Regions from separate parts of the Homo sapiens genome. Here region 2 is linked to region 1. A link is a contact called in ENCODE Hi-C data. All regions are on one chromosome and are shown on one strand. Each heading gives the region's core, a stretch centred on a gene start or an enhancer-like site at or near the end of the contact. The rest is flanking DNA. Distances are from core to core; before and after follow the strand shown. Region 1 has its middle 92 kb from the start of LINC02533. Region 2 overlaps LOC105374894 (a long non-coding RNA gene).

Evidence for each region. Hi-C counts contacts between places; a loop is a spot of excess contacts on that map. Pooled maps may share reads with other maps.
Region 2: a loop to region 1 is called in a pooled map, with 2.1 times the contacts of the local background. The contact joins two enhancer-like sites. A Hi-C loop is called at or near these places in 3 of 168 maps with a recorded cell type or tissue (dorsolateral prefrontal cortex, gastrocnemius medialis and psoas muscle) and 3 of 50 pooled maps.

What each region holds. Positions count from the first base shown.
Region 1 is chr6:4,394,376-4,398,864 of GRCh38, reverse strand. No RefSeq gene overlaps it. Among named protein-coding and RNA genes, the nearest start is that of LINC02533, 92 kb to the left of the region's middle. Within about 2 kb of position 1,392, at least 5 of the 41 ENCODE cell types and tissues checked have a DNase peak (open chromatin) inside an H3K27ac peak, as active enhancers do; they include gastrocnemius medialis and psoas muscle, where a contact is called at or near this core.
Region 2 is chr6:4,459,223-4,463,499 of GRCh38, reverse strand. All of the region lies in intron 2 of LOC105374894 (a long non-coding RNA gene), which reads left to right. The region is part of intron 2 of LOC107986561 (a long non-coding RNA gene); the gene reads right to left. Among named protein-coding and RNA genes, the nearest start is that of LINC02533, 27 kb to the left of the region's middle. Within about 2 kb of position 2,624, at least 13 of the 41 ENCODE cell types and tissues checked have a DNase peak (open chromatin) inside an H3K27ac peak, as active enhancers do; they include gastrocnemius medialis and psoas muscle, where a contact is called at or near this core.

The DNA of each region.
Region 1 (4,489 bases), core at 143-2,642:
GATCCAGGAACAGAAAGTCATTCAAACAGTGACCAATTTAATCCAAGTTTATTAGTGTATGTATTCTGTGGCCCCTTTTTAAACAGACGTGTTGTGTTCCAATGTATCTGGCATTCATTCCTCCTGTTGACGCTTGGTGCAAACAGGAAAGCTAGTGGACCAGTGACTCAAACTGGATTTTATGGAGCCTCAGTCTCCCTTCTTGGCTTGATTTCACTGAACAATCTGTATCAGTTGAGATGCCTTGAGAAAACTCTGTCTCAAATAGGTTTATCTAATAAGGAAATGGGTTCTCTCCCATCACAAGAGGCTCGGGTGGGTCTCTGGATTTGGTTAATTCAGTGGTTCGATTATGTCAGAACGGACCAGCTTCTTCCTGCCCAGCCACCCCTGTGAGGGCTTTATACCAGGCTGGTGGCAAGTTGGGCTGCAGCAACCCAGGCATCATGGAGCCACAAACAAGCTCTGTCTGAGACAGTAAACTTTCCCAGAAGCCCCCAGCAGCGCTCCTCTCAGGTGTCAGGCTGGAGTTTGCTCATCATGGACCCATGCCTAGATCAGCCACTGGCAGAGGGAGAGGAGAAAGCCACCATCGGCTTAGACCTCTCAGGATCAGCCCTCTGAGCTGGGGTCTTCCCTGACACACAGGCAGACAGGAGGATAGATAGCTTCACAAAATCAGGATTCTGCTCCGAAGAAGGGGGATGAAGGAGTGTCAGCCACAGTTTCTTTCCCAGAAAAGAGCTGGTTTGGAGAAGTCACATACAGTGAATCCCAAGAGTGCCTATTACCCTAAGAGGACAGGTTTTACTGCACCCCTTGATCCAAGTGAGGGCTGAAATTAAGCCTCCTCTGCTCTCTGCTCCTCCTGCCTACTTCACATGCTGAAAGCAGACACAAGCAGTGGTTAGGGAGGAGGATGGAACATCTAAGGGAAAGGTACAGAAGTCTATTTTTTGTATGTGTCCTGTCAATTCCATCCAGAGGATATCCGTATCTTATGTTGTCCTTCAAATTGAAGCTTTGACACCTCTAAAAATATAAGACAGTCTCCGTGGAGGCTAGAGCTTTCTCTGGCAGAACCAAGGAGAGGGCCTCAAACATATACTCAACAAATATTTGTTGGGTGAATAAATGCGTGGATGGATGGATGGACGGGATGTTTGATGAGCACGGTTACACGACAAACTTTAGACAAACTTCTTGCAAACAATGCTGAGTGCTCTAAACAATGCTGCTGGTGAGGTCAGTTGCAGGGCTGGAACTGTGACCTTGTGGAGCTGTCTGTGATCTGGGGTTGGTCCAACCCTTTAGTGTGCTCTAGACATGATCTGTGGGGACAGCTGCTGAGGTCAGCCCTGGCTTCAGTTCCTACACTATGAGGGTGAGGAAAACAACAGCTGGCAAGGGCTTTGTCTCAGTAGGCATCCCCAGGCCTGTGAACTTCGTCCAGCTGAACTTCCCTCCAGGGGCCTGTCGGCACAGAGGGAGGGAGAAGCTGAGATTTTAAGTCTACTTGCTTGATTTCACACTCTGGCAGAGTTGATCCAATCACCGAGCTTGGTGAGCTCTGATGGACTGCCGTATTTTTTCCTATTAGCACTAGAGTATGCAGGGAAACTCCTTTATTTAAATTTATTTTTTTCCAGTTAGAAAATATTTACTTTTGGTGGCAGATGTTACATACATAAGAAACTAAGTTGAGCCTAAAAAATACTGATTTGGGAACTCACTGGAAGTAAATATGGCTGCATCGCATGACCCTGGAGGCCAGAAGTCAAATCAAGGTATCAGTGAAGTTGGTTCATTCTTTTAAAAATCTTTTTATAGTTTTGATAAAATACATGTAACATACAATTGATCATTTTAACAGTTTTAAGAATATAGTTCAATAGTGTTAAGTACATTCACATTGTCGTGCACCAATTTTAGACAGATTTTTAATTGAGGTATATACTATAGAAAAGTACACAAATACTAAACACACAGCTCAGTGAATTTTCACAAAGCAAACATTCCTGTGTAATCCATCCCAGATTAGAAGACAGAATATTATCAGTACCCCAAGAACCCTGCATGCGCCCCTCCAATTCACCCCCACCCATCCCCAAAATGACACTATGATCCTTATTTCTAGCACCATAGGAGTAAGTTTTACCTGTTTTTGAACTTCATATAAATGGAATTGTATGTGTACTATTCTGTGCCTGGTCTCTTTTGTCCAATGTCACGTTTGAGAGATCCCCCCGTGTCATAGTAACAGTAGTTTGTTCCTTTTCATCACAGTGTAGTATTCCATTACATGAATATATTACAGTTTATTTATCCATTCTATTGTTGATGAATGCATGGAGTTTGTTTTCATTTTGGGGTGATAATGAAAACAATATAATATTTATATTTATAATGTTTAGATAATTATAGTGAATATAATTATATTTATTATTTGCTCCATGAATGCTTCTCTGAGCTTTCTTGGAGGTACATTCTTTTGGTGCATATTTGTAATGTAAATCCAGGAGTTGACTTGCTGAATCATAGGATATTCTTGTATTCAAGTTTAGTAGCTACTGTCAGAAGAGTTTCCAAAGCAATTGCTCCAGTTTCCATTCTCACCAGCAGGGTATTAGTGTCCCAATGACTTTACATCTTTACCAACAGTTTTTTTCATGTTCGCCATTCTGGTGTGTGTTTGGTGGAATCTCATTGGAGTTTCCTTTTTTTTTTTTTTCTCTCTCGTTGGAGTTTAATTTGCATTTCCTTGCCATACATTTTTTTCATATGTTTATTGGTCATGTTGATATCCTCTCTGATGAAGCATCTGCTCAAGTCTTTTACCACTATTTTTTAATTAGCTTATCTGTCTTTTCTAATTGATTCGTAGGAGTTCCTTATATATTCTAGGAGTTCTTTATATACTCAACAGAATATATAAGGAATGAATATATATATATATATTCCACAGGAGTTCTTTATATATTCAACAGAACTTTTGTTGGATATATGTATCACAAATGTCTTCTCCCATCCTGTGGCTTGCTTTTTCAATCTCTCCCCAGTGGTGCCTTTTGTTCATCAGAAGTTCTTAATTTTAACATAGTTCAAATTATCACTTTCCTTTATGGTCACTGTTCTTTGCATGTCCTGCTAGAGAAATATTTGTCTACCCCAAGAGCTATGAAGATATTTCCCTGTTATTCAATAGAAGCTTTATTCTTTTGCCTTTCACATTTAAATCTACAATCCACTTGAAATTTTGCCTTGCTTTTTACAAATACATTCATTGTAATACTTCAAGCTAAATAACTCAGATGTGCCAGAGAATCCTGGTCCCCAGGGAACAACTTCCATGTTTATTACTTTTGTCCCTATGAGAAAATACTCTTTTTACCCCAATCTGTAAAAAGATGATGGTGAAATAAGCTAAGCTTCATTTTATTGACAACTGCAAGTGTTAGAAAACTGTTAGTGTACGTAAGGTTTCTGGAGCTTCCTAGAACTTTATCTTTATGGGTGGGTTCTGACTCTCTATTTTGCACTCTTCTTGGTATTTATTTCTCGAAAAGGAGACTGAACATAAGTATTTCCCTTTTGTTTGACACATAATGCCTGGATCTATAAACTTCTCTCTTGCTGGACTAAATTTAAAGAGCTATGTGTTGCCTACCTGACATTGATCTTTCGTGACTCACCTTTACCTGACTGGAGTCAATGAACGGTCTGTGGACAGACAGCCTTCTGGCTGCATTGCCTTTGATTGGAGGCATTTTCCTTCTGTTTGCATTGTTTACACTCTAGGTCATAAAGCTGTCTTCTTCACCAGATGGGAACCTCCTCAATATATCTCAGTAGTTGAAGTGGCTTGTGAAATCCTGTGAAGTGGAGAGCTGTTCGAAATGTTTTTCATGCTTCCTCCTTTCTCCCTCAGTACCACCCGATGTGCCTCCTGCTGTCTTCCAGCTCCACCCTCTCTGTCAGCTTGATGGATTTGTCCATTTATAGTGTCTATTGAAAGTCACTTCTCCTTGGGCAAGTACTGCCACATTTTTCTCTGTCTGCCTCTTTTGACTTTTATGCCCATTCTGTATTTTGTCAATGGCTTTATTGAGCTGCCATTTTGTATTGAAAGTGATCTTGGTCTTTCTAAAAAAGCAGATTTAGCTTTTTGCAAAAACTTATCTTTTGAGAGTTTTAGGGCCCTTGTTGTTAATTAGTTTCATCTAATGACAACCTTCTCCCAAAAACAAGGGCAAAAATTTTACAAAGCCTGCTTCTAAAAAAGGAACTTTAAATTAATTTGATCTTGAGAGAAGGGCAACAAGTTTGGAATCTCATTACTAGGGTGAGAAGGAAAAGAGTTGATTCTAGTCCCAGCTCTGCCATCAACTAACTATATGGCCTTAACCTTACTTTTCTAGGTCTCAGTTTCCTGGTCAGTTAAATGAAGGAATTGGCTCTCTAGGGCACTTTCAGCTCTGCCCTTATGGAA
Region 2 (4,277 bases), core at 1,375-3,874, 63 kb before region 1:
GTTGTATAATATTGAGGATGACTAAATCATAATAAAGAGAAGCTGCTATTTTCTGCTTTCCACACACTATTCCAAGCAATGTACATACATTCTTCCCATGTGACTCTAGCAAAAGCCCAGTGAGGTAGGAATTAGTCTCATCATATAAATTGATAAGAAAATTGAGGCTCAAGGTTTTAGCAATGTGTTTAACAATGCTTATTAAACAGCCAAAGCGGGATTTAGACACAAGTTGGCTTGACTCCACTTTCCATGCTTCTAATCACTGCCTAATTTCTCTATTGCTGGACATGGAGTTTACCTCCTCATTTTTACTGTCGTGAATACTGCAAGGCACATCTTTGCACAGAACATTTTATTTCCCCTGTATTTTCTTATGATAAATTCACAGAACTGGAAATACTAGAGCCAGGAATTGAACATTCAAAGAAACCCCACCATTTTTGTTACTGCTAATTTGTTTTCCGAAAAGGTTGTGCCAATTTACATCCCTTCCAGCACTATAGGAGACAGCAGATTTCCCCACACTCAGCACAGGACGGTCTACTCTGTGAACTTCCCTGCTATTTATGATAGCTGGAAATGGATTGGTTTTTTTGTGTTTCTTTTTGCATTTATTTGAGTATTAGTAAAGTTACACATTTTTCCTTTTCTTTCCCCCCTTTTCCTCTTTTTCCTTTTTAGAAACAAGATCTTGCTCTGTTGCCCAGGCTAGAGTGCAGTAGTGCAATCATAGCTCACTGCAGCCTTGAACTCCTGGGCTCAAATGATCCTCCCACCTCAGCCTCTCGGGTAGCTGAAACTACAGTCATGTGCCACCACACCAGCCAATTTTTCAAAAAGTTGTTGTAGAGACAGGGTCTTGCCATGTTGCTCAAGCTGGTCTCAAACTCCTGGGCTCAAGTGATCATCTCACTTTGGCCTCCCCAAAAGTTTGTGGGATTACATGCATGAGCCACTGTGCCTGGCTAAGTTACACATTTTTCGATGTTTCAAGTCGTTTGTATTTTCTACTAAAAATTTGGAGCCATTTATTTGTAATGGTCTTAGTATTTAATTGAACCACGTGTAATTAAAATTTTTGTAAGTCAAACATTGTTGAATATCATCTCAGCCAAATGTTTTTTCAAATGCATTAAGAATATTAATTAATTTAGATACATTGGCTATAGATATTTTTGTTGATGTTTTGATATAGAAGTTTTAATTGCCAAAATGAGCATCCAATCATCTGGAAATTCTCTGAGTAATGAAGATGGCATGCTAATGATTGCCATGGACTATTTTTTAAAAAAAACTTTCCTGCTTTTGTGTTTTATTTGTCCCTTTTGTTCTTCCTACTCTTCTCCTGACCCCTCAGGATTGAATCCAGAAAGATGTATTTTCATGAGATAGGTGAAGGCTGGGTATCAATTTTGGAGAATAGGAAATATCATTGGAAGAATTACAGGTGCCAGTAACACAAGTTAAAACAGTACACCTTTATTATCCTTGATGCCATACACAACTAAAACTGTAGCCTGACAGCATTTGGGGCATAGCTTTAGCTGTAGCAACTAAGAAGATCTTTAAGGGGTGATCATGGCTTAAGTGTGCACATATGCCCTGCGTGACACTCACATACGTTGCCTCAGCGGAGAACTCACTGGCTGTGTCTTACTCTGAGCCAAACAAAGACAACGCCAGCCCATCTGGCTCTGAAACAATTTAATATCTTCTCTTTCCTGTAGGTAGACAGAGAACCATTTGAAAGTTAACTATCATGACTGCATATTGCACACACATTTTTAAACTTCTAAAAAAAAGAGAGAGAGAATGGCTACAATGAAGAGCGTCAAGTCCGCTTGTCAAATCTTGTGGTAAGAGGACGAGAAATGCTACTTCAGTAGCCACGAGTATTTCTGAGATCGCTAAGTAGCACTTGCTTTTAACATCTGCTGTTCAAGACCCTCATTTGTAGCAGCCTTTTCTGTTTGCTTCTGTTCACATGCGGAGGCAGGTGGGGTCAGATCCAGTTCAGGTTTCTTGAGCCTCTGATTAAAATGATTCACACCAAATCTCCCTTGGCCCCAAATACATCTTCACATCAAATACTGGTTATCTCCTATAAAACTGGGAAGCAAATCTAGGCTCCTTCAGTGTGCAAGGCTTTGATCGACCCAGTGGATCTTGCTGCTTTCCTAAAGCATCAAGGAGACTGCATTTCGTTTTCACAGTGTGGCTCCCAGGAGGGGAACTGAAAGCATTACAGATGATGTGTCTGCAAATACAATAAAATGTTCTTAGTGGGCGAGGAGGACATTTCCGACCCACGGTGCAGAGTGGATGAACTCACTGTTGGTTTTCCCGGGAAGAACACGGCTATTGTCACTTGGCTCCTACTTGGCGGATGCCGGCTAGGCTGGGGCGCAGTCAGTGAAGAGGAACAAAGTTTTCCTCTGTGCAAAGCTAATTGACCCATTCCCGGATCAAACCTGCAACCTCGGCCTTCTTGGCACCAGCCACAGACTGACTGAGCTAACGGGGACAAACTGTTTCCAAGTCATGTAGGAACAAATCCTTCGGAGCACAAGGCGTCTGCTGCCCGGCACAGGCTTCTCAGCGAGACCTTGGTGAATGGGCTGGAATCTCTGCACGGAGCAGCCAATTGGCAGGCAACTGACAGCCGCTGGCCTTTTGCACACAGGGCCTCACTGGAGCTGTACTTTGTTTTGCTGAAGGTGACTTATTCACACATCCCAGATGTTCCCTGTAACCGAGAGCCCTGGAAACAGCTACCGAAAAACACATGTGTTTTCTAAAGGCCTGACAGAAATAAATATGAGCAAACAGCCTGAGGTTGCTGTCTGATCACCAGGCAGTCTAAGGGCTGACCCCATCTCTTCATTTCCTCTCTGTGCTGCTGGGCCTCCCTTCCCTAATGGGGCAGGATCTGAACAGCTCTGGTTGTAGTTTTAGGGTTTGCTGTAAGTAGTTTGAATGTAATAAACTCATAGAAGAACATTAAAAGTGTTAAAAAGAGGGCAAGGAGAACAGAAAAAGCTGGTATTAGCTTGAAATGAATATGTGGAAAATGCAAGTATACTTTGAAAATGATAGCATCGTCTCATATTTGCTTTCGATTAAAACTTATACAGGCATTTTCTCCCTGCGGAAGCCTAAAGCTCTCCCTTGGAGGAATGTCAGCAGTGACACCTAGGTAGCCTCTGGCAGCTGAGGGGTAAGACACAGGAAATCAACCGCACGAATGCATTTGTCCTCCTCCTGGGACCCGGGCCCAGCTGTGCAGGATGCGTAATGCCCCTCTTAGGTTCTCTCGGCATCTCCCTAACTGGCTGCCTCGCTTCCACTTCCTTTCTGTCCAAATCCAGCCTGCAAATGGCCATGACACGGATCTTCCCAGGGCCTCACCAGCAATAAGTCGTTTCCCTACATGAGATGGCTTCATGCTCCACCATGTGAAATGCACGGGGAACAAACAGCAGTTGCCTCTCCTTGGCTTTTGAGACCTTCCCCTGTCTGCCATAATCCTACTTTCCAAACCCTCTCCTGACCCCACCAGGGTTGCCTCTGTGGCCCCCGACTCTTCCTGTTTCCCAGACCAGGTTGGACCCCATTAGAAACTTCGTGATGTTCTGCACCTCCTCTTCCCAGCCCTCCTCACAATCCCAATTCTCATTTAACCTCTTGTCCGCTTCTGTGAGCTCCCTGTGAGGGCCAGAGCTGAGCCATCTTCCTCCCTGTGTGTCTGCAGTGTCTGGTAAGGAGGTGCTCTGTGAGTCTTTGCCGGTTGAAGGAATGACTCCTCTTAACAACCAGCTGGCCCTGCCTTTTAATACTCCACATCCATTCTGTTTCGTCGTTTCTACCCCTAAGACTATGCTCCTGTTGCTTTCTCTACCTGAGAAGGCCTTCCCTCTTCCCATCCACATCCCACTTACCTTTGCTAGCCCCCACTCAGTTCTTTATCCTGTACAAGGTCGCCCTTGACCCCTGATCTCTGGCCCATCTGATCTGCCCTGAGTTCTCCCGCTTCCACATTCCTAGGGCACTCCCTGCACCACGGATGCAGGCCCTAACACATGCTACCTTGCAGTGTGACCTGAATTTTCCCCAAGTCTGGCCTCCCTTATCAAATCTGTATCCACCTTCCTAAATTCCTAAGAGCCCTGAGCAGAGCTGAGCACAGACCAGCTGTTCGATAAATGTCTGACTCACTATGATTGGGCAACTTTCCTGCCTCTCTCTGATTATCTACATCCTGTCCATTGTTCCAA